2 separate regions of the Homo sapiens genome follow, and region 2 is linked to region 1. Evidence: read pairs that join two places in POLR2A ChIA-PET (ENCODE). Cell type or tissue: OCI-LY7. All regions are shown on one strand.

What was found. Peaks named below come from ENCODE experiments on the same cell type or tissue, not always from the same donor. Only the 100,000 strongest peaks of a DNase experiment are listed, where the experiment ranks them.
Region 2: POLR2A ChIA-PET joins it to region 1 with 5 read pairs; 2 of 35 experiments call an interaction of 5 or more read pairs at or near these places.

What each region holds. Positions count from the first base shown.
Region 1 is chr17:68,483,451-68,491,450 of GRCh38, reverse strand. It overlaps a transcript of PRKAR1A not described here. Among named protein-coding and RNA genes, the nearest start is that of PRKAR1A, 25 kb to the left of the region's middle. In OCI-LY7, no CTCF peak of the experiment used is centred here; DNase peaks (open chromatin) are centred at 3,080 and 6,061; H3K4me3 peaks cover 2,478 bases; H3K27ac peaks cover 2,512 bases.
Region 2 is chr17:68,137,123-68,145,122 of GRCh38, reverse strand. It overlaps the pseudogene LRRC37A16P. Among named protein-coding and RNA genes, the nearest start is that of LINC00674, 40 kb to the right of the region's middle. In OCI-LY7, no CTCF peak of the experiment used is centred here; no DNase peak of the experiment used is centred here.

The sequences.
Region 1 (8,000 bases):
CTTCTTGTCTACTTGAAGAACATGGGAACTAGGCATCTGACAAAGGAAATAATCATTTTGGCTGGGCGCGGTGGCTCACGCCTGTAATCCCAGCACTTTGGGAGGTTGAAGCGGGCAGATCACCTAAGCTCAGGAGTTCAAGACCAGCCTGGCCAACTTGGTGAAATCCCATCTCTAATAAAAATACAAAAATTAGCTGGGCATGGTGGCACATGCCTGTAATCCAAGCTACTTGGGAAGCTGAGGCAGGCAAATCACTTGAACCCAGAAGGCAGACGTTGCAGTGAGCTGAGATCATGCCATTGCACTCCAGCCTGGGTGACAGAGCCAGACTCTGTCTCAAAAAAAAAAAAAAAGAAAGAAAGAAATAATCATTTTTTTGCTAAAATGCTCTGAGTGAGAGTCTTGGAGACAAGGATACAGGCTGGTCCAAGGCCACAGGCACAGGAGACCCATAGGACAGAGATGAAGGCTGATCCCAGGCTAACAGATTACCATTAGAACAGAGATGAAGGCAAGGTTAGAGGTATACAGTAAGACAGTTCACTCTAGAACCTCAAGGATAAACATGGGACCCACTCTTCACTCCAGTATCTCCTCTGTTCTCAAGCGGGTAATGTGACGAGATGGGGCCAAGGGTACACGATAAGACTGCTTCATTCTGGAACCCAAAGGATGATGAGGGATGCCCCATTCAGGATAATAGGAAAGTAGAGGGAGTGCTTTCTTTTTTCCTTTTTCTCCTCTATTCTCTCTTCACAGATGGGTAATCGCATCTCCATACCACAGGACACGCCCCTCAGATGCATCCCCAAAACTGGGAAAAGTTTTATTACCCCAAACCTTAAGAAAAAAAAAAGTTTTCCTTTGTGATACTGCTTGGCCTAAAAATGAACTGGAAGGAAATTACAAAACTCAGCCATGGAACCCAACACTCCCTGTGCAGGAGGTCCTCAGATTAGCCTCCTCTGTCTTTTATAACCCAGATCAGAATAGGAGGACAGGGCTAAGAAAAAGGAGAAATGCGGGACAAGAGGCAACCTCAACAACTGGCTGCTTTACAAGCTCTCCAGCACTCTCCATGTTGCCCTAAGGATACTCCTCCAGGTAACTGCCAAAGGTACAAAAAGCCAGGACACTGGAAAACAAAGGGCCCCAATGGGATAAATGGGGAAAGGCCCCGCACGCTTGCCCCCTCTGCCACAAGCTCAGCCAGTGAAATGGGACTGCCCAGAGGGCCAAAGGGACCCTGGGACAGAATCCCAACCCCTGTTAGCCTGGAGCTGAAGGGCTGTCTGCTCAGGCCGGCTGGCTTCCAAACCAGACATCGTCATCAACAAGACAAGCCAAGGGAGGCAAGTAAAATGACACATTTCCCTTTTGGGTTCAAAAGCTGCCTATTCTGTGCTCATCTCCTTTTCTAAACAACTCTCCTCCAAATCCTGTTGAGTAATCAGGGCAAATGGCATTCCCTCTCTCTAAAAGAAAAGATTCACACCCCTTTATATTACTTAAGGGACCAATTACCATTCTCCCACCAGTCCCTGGTAATATCTAAATACCCCACACCTCTTTGGAGCAAAAATATACTCTCCAGCCAGGCGTGGTGCCTCACGCCTATAATCCCAGAATTTTGGGAGGCCAAGGTGGGTGGATCACTTGAGGTCAGGAGTTCGAGACCGGGCTGGCCAACGTGGCGAAACCCCGTCTCTACTAAAAAGAAAAAAAAAAAATTTGCCGGGTGTGATGACACGCACCTGTAATCCCAGCTACTTGGGAGGCTGAGGCATGAGAATCACTTGAACCTGGGAGGCAGAGGTTGCAGTGAGCTGAGATTGCACCACTGCACTCCAGCATGGGTGACTCTTTCTCAAAAAGAGAAGTATGTGTGTATATATATACTTTCCATATATACATATATATATATACACTTTCCATATATATATACTATCTATATATATAGATATACTTTCCATATATATATATTTTTTCCATTTATATATATATATACTTTCCATATATATATACTTTCCATATATATATATATACTTTCCATATATATATATACTTTCCATATATATATATACTTTCCATATATATATATATATATACTTTCCATATATATATATATATACTTTCCATATATATATATATACTTTCCATATATATATATATATATATATACTTTCCATATATATATATATATATATATATACTTTCCATATATATATATATATATATATATATATATATATATATATATACTTTCCAAGATGGGTGCTCACTTAGTATTTACCCAACCTCTATCCTATTTCTCCTAGGAAAGCTACCTAAATCTTTAACCGATAACTTCAATCTGGTCAGCCCCACCTCTGGGGTTTAGAAATAGCCCAAACTTATTCAGACAAGCCTTAGGAAAAATCTGAGCATTTTTTTTCAAATTTTTAAAAAATAAAAAATAAATATTTTAAAAATTGTGTAAAGTGCTTTACACACACAGCTTCAAGACAAGCCCAATTCAGACACAGGATAGAGAAAGAGCCCTCTGAAAGCTTATTTCTCACACCATATCCACCAGGGAGCCTGACATCCAGTTCCATAGTTTCTTCACTCCAGAGCTCAGGTCTAAAAGGTGACCTCTTTATAGAACCATGTGGCAGAGGGAAAGGAATGATGGAGAAGCCCACGCTGGCTCTTTTTTTTTTTTTTTTTTTTTGTTTTGAGATGGAGTCTCACTCTGTTGCCCTGGCTGGAGTGCAGTGGCATGATCTCAGCTCACTGCAACCTCTGCCTCCCAGTTCAAGCAATTCTCCTGCCTCAGCCTCCCAAGTAGCTGGGATTACAAGCTTGAGCCACATCATCCAGATAATTTTTTTTGTATTTTTAGTAGAGATGGGGTTTTGCCATGTTGGTCAGGCTGGTCTGGAACTCCTGACCTCAAGTGATCCTCCCACCTCGGCCTCCCAAAGTGCTGCGATGACAGGCATGAGCCACTGCACCCAGCCCCATGCTGGCTCTTAAAGCTTCTTCCTGAGAGGGACACTTGCCACTTCCTCTCTCATTTCATAGGTCAAAGCAGGCCAGAAGCCAATCAGGTTGTATATATGGGACAGAGAAGCCTTGCAATGGCGTGCAAGCTCCTTAGATCTGGCCACTGTCAGACTCAGACCTCAGCTCTTCTCTCCTGCTCCCACCTTTCTCCAGCCACAGACATCCTGGCTGTTGCTCAAATAAGCCAGGCCCACCTCGATCTCAGGGCAGGCTGTTCCCTCCACCTGAAACATAGACCTCCCCAAACAGCCTCAGGGCTCACTGCCCCACTTCCTTGGGTCTGTGCTCAAAAGCCACCTGGCCATCTTCAAATTGCAACTCTCCCCATGCCACCCCCCTACTCCCCTGTGCTTCATATTTATCACGATCTGACGTATTACATGAATTTCTCTAGTCTGTTTATTCCCTCTCTCTCTCTTTCATACAAACGTAAGCTTCATGAGTGCATTTTTTTTATTTATTTTTGAGTTTTTTTTCATTATTATTGTTGTTCACTGTTATGCCTCTGATACCCAGAACACTATCTGGCACAAAGAAAATGCAAAATAACCACAAAACCACTTTTCTTTCCTTTTTCTTTTTTCTTTTTTTTTTTTGTCTGAGATGAGGTCTTACTCTGTCGCCCAGGCTGGAGTGCAGTGGCGTGATCTCAGCTCACTGCAACCTCCGCCTCCTGCTTCAAGCCATTCTCCTGCCTCAGCCTCCTGAATAGCTGGGATTACAGGTGCCCACCACCAGTCCCGGCTAATTTTTGTGTTTTTAGTAAAGATGGGGTTTCACGATGTCGGTCAGGCTGGTCTTGAACTCCAGACCTCAAGCAATCCACCCGCCTTGGCCCCCCAAAGTGCAGGGATTATAGGTGAACCACCGCGCCCGACCCCAAACCACTTTTCCAATAAGTCAATAATGAATGAATGAATACAGAAAAATTATTAGCACAGGAGAAAGTCAGGAAACGTTGGCTTAAGTTATAACTATATGCCTCTCAATATATACCATAGTGTTAGGCTAAGTAAGTATTGATTAATTAACTTGGTAGCCTTCATTTGAAAACACTAGAATGTAAAAATGTACCTGGAGGTAAAGTTTATTTCCCAGCAGTTGAATTATAATGTTGGTTATCTACATTTTTCTGATTTTTATTAACAAAACCATACTTTGAGATTTCCCTATGTGCCAGGCACTGTGCAATGTGTGTACATGAATGTCTTATTAAATTCACATAACAGGCCGGGCGCAGTGGCTCACGCCTGTAATCCCTGCACTTTGGGAGGCCGAGGCGGGCGGATCACGAGGTCAGGAGTTCGAGACCAGCCTGGCTAACATGGTGAAATCCCATCTCTACTAAAAATACAAAAATTAGCCGGGTGCGGTGGCAGAAACCTGTAATCCCAGCTACTGGGGAGGCCGAGTTGGGAGAATTGCTTGAACCTGGGAGGCGGAGGTTGCAGTGAGCCGAGATCATGCCACTGCACTCCAGCTGAGGTGACAGAGCAAGACATCATCTGAGAAAAAAAAAAATCCGCACAACATCGACTTTGGGAGGTAACTAGCATTAGTATACCCATTAACACTTGGGTACCTGAGGCACAGGCATATTAGATGAGTGACTTCTGTAAGGTAATGCAGCTGGTTAGCAATGGAACCAGATTTTCAGCTCAAGTTTCATTCCAGAGCAAAAGTACACAGTCACACTATATTTTCACTTTCTACAATGAGCATAATTTATTTTTATAATAGGAAGAGGGAAGAGAAAGCTAATTAGGAGAAGGAGAAGGAGGAAGGAGAGAAAAGAAGGAAAGCAGAAGAAGGAAGGAAGGAAGGAAAGAAGAAAGAAAGAAAGAAAGAAAGAAAGAAAGAAAGAAAGAAAGAAAGAAAGAAAGAAAGAAAGAAGGAAGGAAGGAAGGAAGGAAGGAAGGAAGGAAGGAGAGAAAGAAAGAAAGAAAGAGGGAAGGAAGGAAGGAAGGAAAAGAAAGAAGGAAGGAAAGAAAGAAAGAAAGAAAGAAAGAAAGAGAAAGAAAGAAAGAATAAGAGGAAGAGGGGGATGAGAAGAAGGAGGAAGAGGCAGCCCCAAGATAAGGAGCTTGTGCCTCCTGATGCTGTGACAGACTTCAGCCCAATCACTTCATAGAACAGTTTCCTGCAAAGCCATGTATATGTCCAAGACTCCTTAATTATGCGGACATTAAAAAAAAAAACCTCATGAGCTCTTCTCTTAGTCCAGGCACCAGTGTGACTGAGGTGAAACTGATTGCAAAGTGGCTGATTGCTGGGAGAATGTCTTCTTTCCCTTTGATGAATCAACAGTTCACTGAATCACTAAACATGTTATGGATTGTGGGGCTCGATCACTGAAACTTAGGCTGGGCACGATGGCTCACGCCTGTAATCTCAGCACTTTAGGAGGCTGAGGCGGGCAGATCACTTGAGGTCAGGACTTGGAGACCAGCCTGATCAACATGGTAGAACCCCATCTCTACTAAAAATACAAAAATTAGCCAGGCATGGTGGCACGCATCTGTAATCCCCGCTACTTGGGAGACTGAGTCAGGAGAATCGCTTTAACCCAGGGGGTGGAGGCTGCAGTGAGCTGAGATCACGCCACTGCACTCCAGCCTGGGCAACAGAGTGAGACTCTGTCTCAAAATAAAGAAACTTAAAGTATGTTTCTTTAGGATCAGTGGAATGATTCTAAGTAAAGTTTTAGATGAAAAACTGTAATTCTTTATGCCTCGCAAGAATAATTGGAGTGTTTTCTCCTTCAGCCACTTCAACCCCTTATCTCCAAAAGCTTTGGATGTAAAACGGAGTCTCTTCTTCTGTGGTGCGGGCATTATCATCATTTTACAAACACAGGGAGGAAAGCAGAAGAGTTTCAAAGGTCCTATTTCCAAAGCAAAAGATCAAAGGGTCAAAATAACAAGTGGTCACTAAAAGGGAAATATTTTTAGAAGGCTTAACTCAATAGAAGTAACAGATGTCTTCCCCTTTTTTACTTTGCTCTTTCTCTTTTACCAAGCAAACCCACTGCTGCATTATACAACACAATCCAAGGATAAAGGGGAACTCTGAGGTCTAGGACAATATCCTTGCCCAATATTAGCTCATTTTAGGGGTCACTCAGCACTCAGCTATTTGTGGAAGCGAAGTTGATCTTTGTTTCCCACTCTCCATCTGTCTTGAGCTTACCTTCAATTCTAGGCAAATTGTTCTATGTGCGTAAACTACTGCTTGTTTGATCATTTTTCCATGATAGTTTGGTGGGTAAAATAATCTAATTAGCAGAAAGGCAGCCCACAGTATGCCCTTGAATCCAGCAAATCATAGAAGTTCAAGTTGTTCTTTGAGTCCTTGGTAAAACAGATAACATCTGCAATGTCTTAATATATTCCGTGGATCTCTTACAAACTAAATTGCTAATTTGTTAATTCTTTGCCATTGTGGCAGAAAACACATTCATTTTAAAGTGAACATAGCACATTTAACTTTGCCTTGAACTATGAAAGTGAACAATATCCTTTGACTCCCCACTTTTATTTTCATGACAAATTTAGGGACATTTTGTTAGTTTGGATTGTCTCCAGAATCTGAGACTTCACCCTCACTTGCTTTCTCTGTCGGGATGGAAAACACTACTTTGTTTGTCAGCCTTTCTTGCTACATTTGATGAGATTCCAAAACTGACCCAAATGGAGCTTTTTCAACCTGTTAAAGGACATCTGTGAAAAACCTGGAACATTTTACTCAATGATGAAAGACTGAATGCTTTCTATCTAAGATCAGGATCAAGTCAAGGTCATCCACTCTCATCACTCTTATTTAACATTATAATGGAAGATCTAGTCAGTTCAACAAGGCAAAAGCAAGAAATAAAAGGCATCCATATCAGAAAGGAAGAAGTAAAATTGTAGAAAACCCGATGGAATACAAAAAAAAAAAAAGATACCACGATAAGTGAGTTTAGCAAGGTTGTAGGATACAAAGTCAAAATAAAAAAATTAATTGAATTTCTATCTACTAACAATGAAAAATTTTAAATTTAAAACTCCCATTTCTAATACTATCAAAAATACAAAACATTTAAAGATAAATCTGACCGATGTGCAAGAGCAGTACACTGGACACCACAACACATTACAGAGATGAATTTTTAAAGACCTAAATAAATGGATAGATTTAATTTGTTTGTGTGCCAAAACAGTCAGTATTGCCAAGATGTCAGTTCTCCCCCATATTACTCTATAGTTTCAGGGCAATCCCAATAAAAATGCCTGCAGTTGTTTGTGGATTTTTTGTAGACATTGACAAGCTGATTCCAAAATTCATAAGGAAAGGCACAAATACCTAGAATAACAAAAACAAAGTTGGAGGGCTAATGGTACCTAATTTCAAAAGTCATTATAAAGCCCCAGTAATAAAACAACATGGTATTGGCATAAATATTAACAAATAGATCAATGAACTGAACAGAGTCTAGAAACAAACACACACATATATGGACAATTGATTTTTTTTCTTTTCTTTCTTTTTTTTTTTTTGAGACGGAGTTTTGCTCTTGTTACCCAGGCTGGAGTGCAATGGCATGAATTCAGCTCACCGCAACCTCCACCTCCCAGGTTCAAGCAATTCTCCTGCCTCAGCCTCCCAAGTAGCTGGGATTACAGGCATGCGCCACCACACCCAACTAATTTTGTATTTTTAGTAGAGATAGGGTTTCTCCATGTTGGTCAGGCTGGTCTTGAACTCCTGACCTCAGGTGATCCACATGCCTTGGCCTCCCAAAGTGCTGGGATTACAGGCATGAGCCACCGCACCTGGCCTGACAATTGATTTTTAACAAGGATGTGAAGGCAATGCAGTGAAAAAGGACCACCTCCTCAACAAATGGTGCTGAAGCTTTTTTTGTTTTGTTTTGTTTTAAGACGGAGTCTTGCTCTATTTCCCAGACT
Region 2 (8,000 bases), 350 kb after region 1:
TGTTCTAGAGAAATAAAGATCACTTAGCACAGATATTTACTGAGCATTCACTGTTTTGTATCTAATGCACCACATATGCAATGTTAAATTATAAATCATAAGCCAGTATCTTCCACAGGGAGATTTCTTTAGTGCTTAGAGAAAGGATTGACGTTACGTTCCATCCTATATAAATTAGACTCACAGCAAATGATAAATGCTCTGAAATAATTTTTTTTTCCTTTGGCTTATGTTTTTTTTTTTTTTGTAGAAATCTTGGTTGCAATTTACTAACAGAACTGAGCTTTGGAACATCTCAGGCCTGGCACAGAATGCAGTTTTTACACAAGTTGTAAGTGAAATAGAAGATGAATAAGTGTAAACATCTATTTATGTATAAAAACTCATACAATTATTGGTTAGCTGGGTATAAGCCCATTATGAACTCTGAAAAGTATGTCTTAAGATCCATTTGTTTTTTTCAAATGGGGAAACTAAGGTACAAAGAGGCCAAGAGACTTACATAGCTTATATATGACCTGCTCTGCTTGTCCTAGTTCTGACCTATGGCATGGGCAAGAAAAGGCATCAAACAAGTGACCCCCAAATTAGTCTTATTCCTGGGTGGGGTGGCTCAGGCCTGTAATCACAGAACTTTGGGAGCCGAGGCGGGTGGATCACCTGAGGTCAGGAGTTCAACACCAGCCTGGCCAACATAGTGAAACCCTGTCCCTACTAAAAATGCAAAAAAATTAGCTGGTTGTGGCGGTGCAGTTTTTTGCTCCCTGGGGGACTTTGTGTTAAGCTTTCTTCCTTGCAGCTAAATGTTGCAGACATTTAAGCAGTTATAAACTCTGCATATGAGCAGGAATCAAAGTTAAATCCAAAGTGTAGGGCCAGGCGTGGTGGCTCACGCCTGTAATCCCAGCACCTTGGGAGGCCAAGATGGGAGGATCACTTGAGGTCAGGAGTTTGAGACCAGCCTGGCCAACATGGTGAAATCCCGTCTCTACTAAAGATACAAAAATTAGCAGGTCGTGGTGGCAGGTGCCTGTGATCCCAGCTATTGAAAGGCTGAGGCACAAGAATGGCTTGAACCCGGGAGGTGGAAGTTGCAGTGAGCCAAGATTGTGCCACTGCACTCCAACCTTCCCTCCAGGCTGGTCTCGAACTCCTGTGACCTCAGGTGATCCACCCATCTCAGCCTCCCAAAGTGCTGGAGTTACAGGTGTGAGCCACCATGCCTGGCCAAGATAGTGTTTATATTAAGCAATTGTGCCAAAAAAAAGAAAAAATTTTGTGAAGAAAATACATCGCTCTATTTTAATTCCATATACATTCCTGACTACTCTTCTACCATAAGTGCAAGAATTCTATGATTTCTCTGTATAACATACCCAGCAAATCAGAGTGGGTATATTCAATCGCCTGAAGGGGAGTTTAGACTCAAGGTGAAGATTCTCCTCCACATCTGACTTTAGAAAAGACTTTCCACTTCTCTTGTGGTTCAGAAATCTAGTTTCACACAGTTCATTTTGAGGTAGAGGGAGGCGTTCAGGATGTGTCTGGACTAGAGCAGCAGTTTCTGCAGATGCTCCTCTCTGTCCTCATTAATTTGCTGATGCTTAACTTAGGGAAGGGGCACTGAGGGTCTGTTTTTCATTTGCTCTCACACCAGAGAACAGGCTCATTAGGTCCCTCCATCAAGAGGTTTAGGTAGCATCAATACAAATGTCTTAAATTCACCACCTTTACTAAACACTTTATACACCGGGAGTCCCTCAAAAGAATCTGGCAGCCAGGAGCAGTGGCTCATGCCTGTAATTCCAGCACTTCTGAAGGCTGAGGTGAGCGGATCACATGAAGTCAGGAGTTCAAGACCAGCCTGACTAACATGGTGAAACCCCGTCTCTACTAAAAATACAAAAATTAGCTGGGCGTGGTGGCGGGCACATGTAATCCTAGCTACTCAGGAGGCTGAGGCAGGAGAATCACTTGAACCCAGGAGGCAGAGGTTGCAGTGAGCCAAGGTCATGCCATTGCACTCAAGCCTGGGTGACAGAGCAAGATTCCGACGGAGATGGGGTCTGGCTCAGCCTGACCTCAGGCTGGTCTGGAACTCCTGACCTCAGATGATCCACCCACCTGAGCTTCCCAAAGTGCTGGGATTATAGGCCTTAGCCACCAGGCCCAGCCAATAAACGGAAACTTTAACTTAAAAGAAGGAAGGGAGGAAGGGAGGGAGGGAGGGAGGACAAGGAGGGAGGGAAGGAAGGGAAGGGAAAGAAAGAGGGAGGAAGGGAAATGAAAGAAAGAGAAAGAAAAGAAAAATTTAAAAAACCATAAGGTTAAAGTAAACCCTTTTTCTTCATACAGATTAAGCACATGAGTTCAGATTACAGCTTTGTTTCTTAATAGCTTGGTGACCTAGGACAAGTTATGTTACCTCTCTGTGCCTCAGTTTCCTCATTTATAAAATAGGGCAATAATATCTACCACATAAGGTTATTGTGAGGATTAAATGTGAAATGCTGATCACAAATACCTAGCAGCCCAATAGAAACTCACTGTAATAATTATTATTTTTATAATTTCTGCAAAAGTACAGTGATTCTTGGGTTAACCTAAAGGGTGGTTTTCTTTTATTTCTTCCTGTTTCTTTTCTTTTTCTCATTCACTTTAAAGAATTAAAAAGAAAATAGATTCCAGCATTTTGGAATAAAAATTCACATCAAAATGAATTTATTCATTTATTGACATATAAACAAAATGTCATTTGTTTATTCAATAAACATTTATTAAATCCCTAGTAAATTTCAGACATGATGCCAGTCACAGGGATGACAATGACGATAAGATGTGGTCTCTGCCCTCAAGGAGCTGATAGCCCAGGAGACTGACAAGTAGACAGATGATTATATGCAATGTAACAAAGGCTGTGATGTCATACAAGAAGACAAGTGAGAGTATGTGATAGGAGTATGGTTTTGACCAGTTCCTCCTCTTAGATTTATCCCTTTTACTTTGGCTATAAAGCAAAAGAATTGGTCCTATTTTTTTTTTCCTTAACTGTGCAAATTAAACCATAAAATTTAAAAACTTTATGAAGATAAAAGGCAAGCAGTCAGGTGCAGTGGCTCACGCCTGTAATCTTAACACTTTGGTAGGCCAAGGGGGATGGATCACCTGAGGTTAGGAGTTTGAGACCAGCCTGTCCAACATGACAAAACCCCGTCTGTACTAAAAATACAAAAATTAGCTGGGCGTGGTGGCAGGCACCTGTAATCCCAGCTACTCAGGAGGCTGAGGCAGGAGAATCGCTTGAACCCAGGAGGTGGAGGTTGCAGTGAGCCGAGATAGAGCCATTGCTCTCCAGCCTGGGCGACAGAGCAAGACTCCATCTCAAAAAACAAAAACAAAAAAAACCCGAGCAACTTGAATTATGGAGGACACTAGATATAGTGTTTCCTGCAGAGTCAGGGCTTCCTACCAACATAGTCACTTCTAGGGTTTTTGACCTGAAAAGTTCTGCAGCATATTTTTTCTTTGCTATCCGCTTGTTTTTTTTTTTTCTATTTCTTCCCCTCTTTCTCTCCTCTATCTTCTAGAGACCTAGGTAGTTCCCAAAGGAATAGTGCTTTACAGATTCTAATGGTGATTTATTAGGTAAAAACAGAAAATGATTTTTTTAACCTAAAAGTTCCATAACAAAAAATGAATATAAGCTTTTGATGCAGTTTCACACATTGAAAATGCAGGTAATTTTAATTTCATTGCATTTTTATCAGAATTCTCAATCACAATCCTCTGACAGCTGTTGAAGATCCGTAGCTCTTGGAACTGCCGGCATTAATATATCTGTAAGTACTATAGTACTCTCATGAGTCATGAGATGACTTATGCTCTTTTAAATTTGTCATCAAAGATTAAGTATTTTGCATTTAGGCTAAAAAGTCATAAATTTTAACTGAGTTATTGAAAAAAGTTATTGGCAAAGAAAAGGATTAAGAAAAGATGTGTAATGGTCAAGACAGCCAGCAGCAGCAGAGGAAGAGAACCGTGTTGAAAAACCTGTATAGATTTGGAACATGTAGACATATGGAGGAATACTACTTAACCAAGAAAGCAAAGAGGAATAGGTGTTCATTATTCTAAAAAGGAAGAAAAGAGTAAATAATCAAAATGGGTGAATGCAATATGAAATGAGAAGATAATGGTAAAAAATAAGTGTAAGTTCTACTCTTAAGTATCATTAAATTTGATGATGCAGATCAACTTAAATTTCTTTAATAAGAGCTCTCTGGAATTTTACAGCAAATAAACTGTTGAACTGGCTTGTTTTATAGAGAAGCCAAAATTGAAGTAGTCACATGTCCTTGAAATATCTTTTTAAGGACAGAATTTTGGTATTGGGCTTCATATCATGAATGTTTCGGCTTTCTTCTTCAGATACATGGGAACAACACAAGTCCCACTTACAACAATTAAGAACATTCTCAGGATGACTGTTGAATTGGAAAAACTGTAAGTTATTTTTTTCTTAGATTTATTTTTACTTAGTTGGTTTTTTAGGTTTGTTTTATTATTTTCTTAAGTCAGGTTTATTGAGATATAATTTTCACATAACATTCACCCTTTATAAGTGTATAGTTTGATTAGTGTTTTTGTTTGGGTTTTTTTGAGATGGCGTCTCACTCTGTCACCCAGGCTGGAGTGCAGTGGCGCAATCTTGGCTCACTGCAAGCTCCGCCTCCTGGGTTCACGCCATTCTCTTGCCTCAGCCTCCCGAGTAGCTGGGTCTACAGGTGTCCACCACCACACCCGGCTAATTTTTTGTATTTTTAGTGGAGACGGGGTTTCACCGTGTTAGCCAGGATGGTCTCGATCTCCTGACCTCGTGATCTGCCCGCCTCAGCCTCCCAAAGTGCTGGGATTACAGGCATGAGCCACCACGCCCGGCGCTACTTTGATGAGTTTTGACAAATGTATAGTTACATAACCACCACCACATTCCCAATATAAAGCATTTCTGTCACCTCAAAAAGGCCCCTCGTGTCCCTTTGTAGGCAATCCCCTCCTCCCACCATCAGCCCCTGTTAGCTACTAATCTGATTTCTGTTCCTATAGTTTTGCGTTTTTCAGAATGTCTTATAAATGAAATCATGTAGCATGTAGCCTCTTGTGTTTGGCTTCTTTCACTTAGTACTGCTTTTTTTTTTTTTTTTTTTTTTTTTATAAGATGGAGTCTCACTGTCACCCAGGCTGCAGTGCAGCGGCGTGACCTCAGCTCACTGCAACCTCCACCTCCCAGGTTCAAGCAATTCTCCTGCCTCAGCCTCCCAAGTAGCTGGGATTACAGGCGTGTGCCACCACGCCCAGCAAATTTTTGTACTTTTAGTGGAGACGAAGTTTCACCATGTTGGCCAGACTGGTTTCGAACTCCTGACCTCAAGTGATCCGCCCACCTCGGCCTCCCAAAGTGTTAGGATTACAGGTGTGAGCCACCTTACCCAGCCTCACTTAGCATAATTTTTTTGAGATTATGCTACCATCCATGTTGTTGCACCTCCATATCTGCAGGTTCCTCATCCATGGATTCAACTAACAATGGATGGAGAATATTTGGGAAAAAATAAAAATATGTAAAATAATAATACAACAATAAAAACAATAGAAAATTTATGGTATAATTATTTACATACCATTTACACTGTATTAGGTATTTAAAGTATACCCGAGGCTTATGTCATTTATTATATCAAGTATTATGTCATTTCATATAAAAGACTTCAGCATCTGTGGACTTTGGTATCCGCAGGGGGTCCTGGAGCCAATCCCCTGCAGACACCGAAGGACAACTGTTCACTCCTTTTTATTGCTCAGTAGTATTTCAGTTGTGTGGACGTATCAATGTGTTTATCCATTCATCAATGTATGGACATTTGGGTAGCTTCCAGTTTTTGGCAATTTTGAATAAAACTTCTAAAAACACTCATATACAGGTCTTTGTGTGAACCTATGTTTTCATTTCTTTGGGTAAATACCAGGAGTTGGATGGTTCACATGCTTAGTGTATATTTAACTTTTTAAGAAACTGCTAAACTGTTTCCTAAAGTGGCTGTGCCATTTTACATTTCCACCAGCATTGTATGAGAGTCACAGTTATTCCACATCCTCAGCATTTTTTTTTTTTTTTTTTTTTTTTTTTTTTGGCGACACAGTCTTGCTCTGTCCCCAGGCTGGAGTGCAGTGGTGCCATCTTGGCTCACTGCAACCTCTACCTCCTGAGTTCAAACAGTTCTCCTGCCTCAGCCTCCCAAATAGCTATAGGCACCTGCCACCACACCCAGCTAATTTTTGTATTTTTAGTAGAGACGGGCTTTCACCATGTTCGCCAGGCTGGTCTTGAACTCCTGACTTCATTTGATCCACCTGCCTAGCCTCCCAAAGTGCTGGAATTATAGGCGTGAGCCACCATGCCTGGCCCAGCAGATTTTTCTTTTTTTTTTTTTTTTCTGAGACAGAGTCATTGCTGGAGTGCAGCAGCAAGATCTCAGCTGACAGCAACCTCTGCCTACCAGGTTCAAGCGATTCTCCTCCCTCAGCCTCCTGAGTAACTGGGATTATAGCTGCGCACCACCACGCCCAGCTAATTTTTGTATTTTTAGTAGAGATGGGGTTTCATCTTGTTGGCTAGGCTGGTCTCGAACTCCTGGCCTCACTTGATCCACCCGCCTTAGCCTCCCAAAGTGCTGGGATTACAGGCGTGAGCCACCATGCCTGGCCCAGCCCAGCAGATTCTTATATTTGAGTTTTTAAAGAAATATTCACCTTTCTACTGCTAGATGTGTAGTGGAATCTCATTCTGGTTTTAATTTGCATTTCTTTAATAGCTAGTGATATACAATATTCATGTGCAAATATCTTTACTAAATTGTTCAAATCTATTCGCATATTTTAATTGGATATTAATATTTTTATTGAGGTTTTTTTCCCTGTAATCCCGTGAGACATTCGTCATTATTGAGTTTTAAGAGTGCTTTAGGCCAGGCGTGGTGGCTCATGCCTGTAATCCTAGCACTTTGGGAGGCCAAGGCGGGTGGATCACGAGGTCAGGAGATCAAGACCATCCTGGCTGACATGGTGAAACCACGTCTCCAGTAAATAAAAAAAAAAAAAAAAAAAAATTAGCCGGGCATAGTGGCGGGCACCTATAGTCCCAGCTACTCGGGAGGCTGAGGTAGGAGAATGGCGTGAACCGAGGGGGCGGAGCTTGCAGTGAGCAGAGATCACGCCACTGCACTCCAGCCTGGGCGACAGAGTGAGACTCCGTCTAAAAAAAAAAAAAAAAAAAAAAGACTGCTTTATAGATTCTAGATACAAGTCTTTTCAGGGACTAGGTACAGTAGCTCATGCCTATAATCCCAGCACATTGGGAGGCTGAGGCAGGAGGACTGCTTGAGGCCAGGAGTTTTAGACCACCTGGGCAATATGGTAAAACCTTGTCTCTACCAAAAATATAAAAATTAGCCAGGTGTGGTGGTGCTCACCTGTGGTCCCAGCTACTTGGGAAACTGAGGTGGGAGGATTGCTTGAGCCTGGGAGGTCGAGGCTGCAGTGAGCTATGATCACCACTGCAGTCCAGCCTGGGTCACAGAGTGAGATGCTATCTCAAAAATTAAATACGTAAATAAATAAAAACAAAAAACAAGGCCTTATAGATATGTGTTTGGTAAATATCTTCTCTCTGGTTGTGGTTTGTCTTTTCATTCTGTTAAAAGTGTTTTCTGGCTGGACACAGTGACTCACACCTCTAATCCCAGCACTTTGGGAGGCCAAGGCAGGTGGATCACTTGAAGTAAGGAGTTCGAGATCAGCCTGGCCAACGTGGCAAAACCCCCATCTCTACTAAAAATACACAAGTTAGCCAGGTGTGGTGGCCCACGCCTGTAATCCCAGCTACTCCAGAGGCTGAGGCACAAGAAGTGCTTGAACCTGGGAGGTGGAGGTTGCACTGAGAT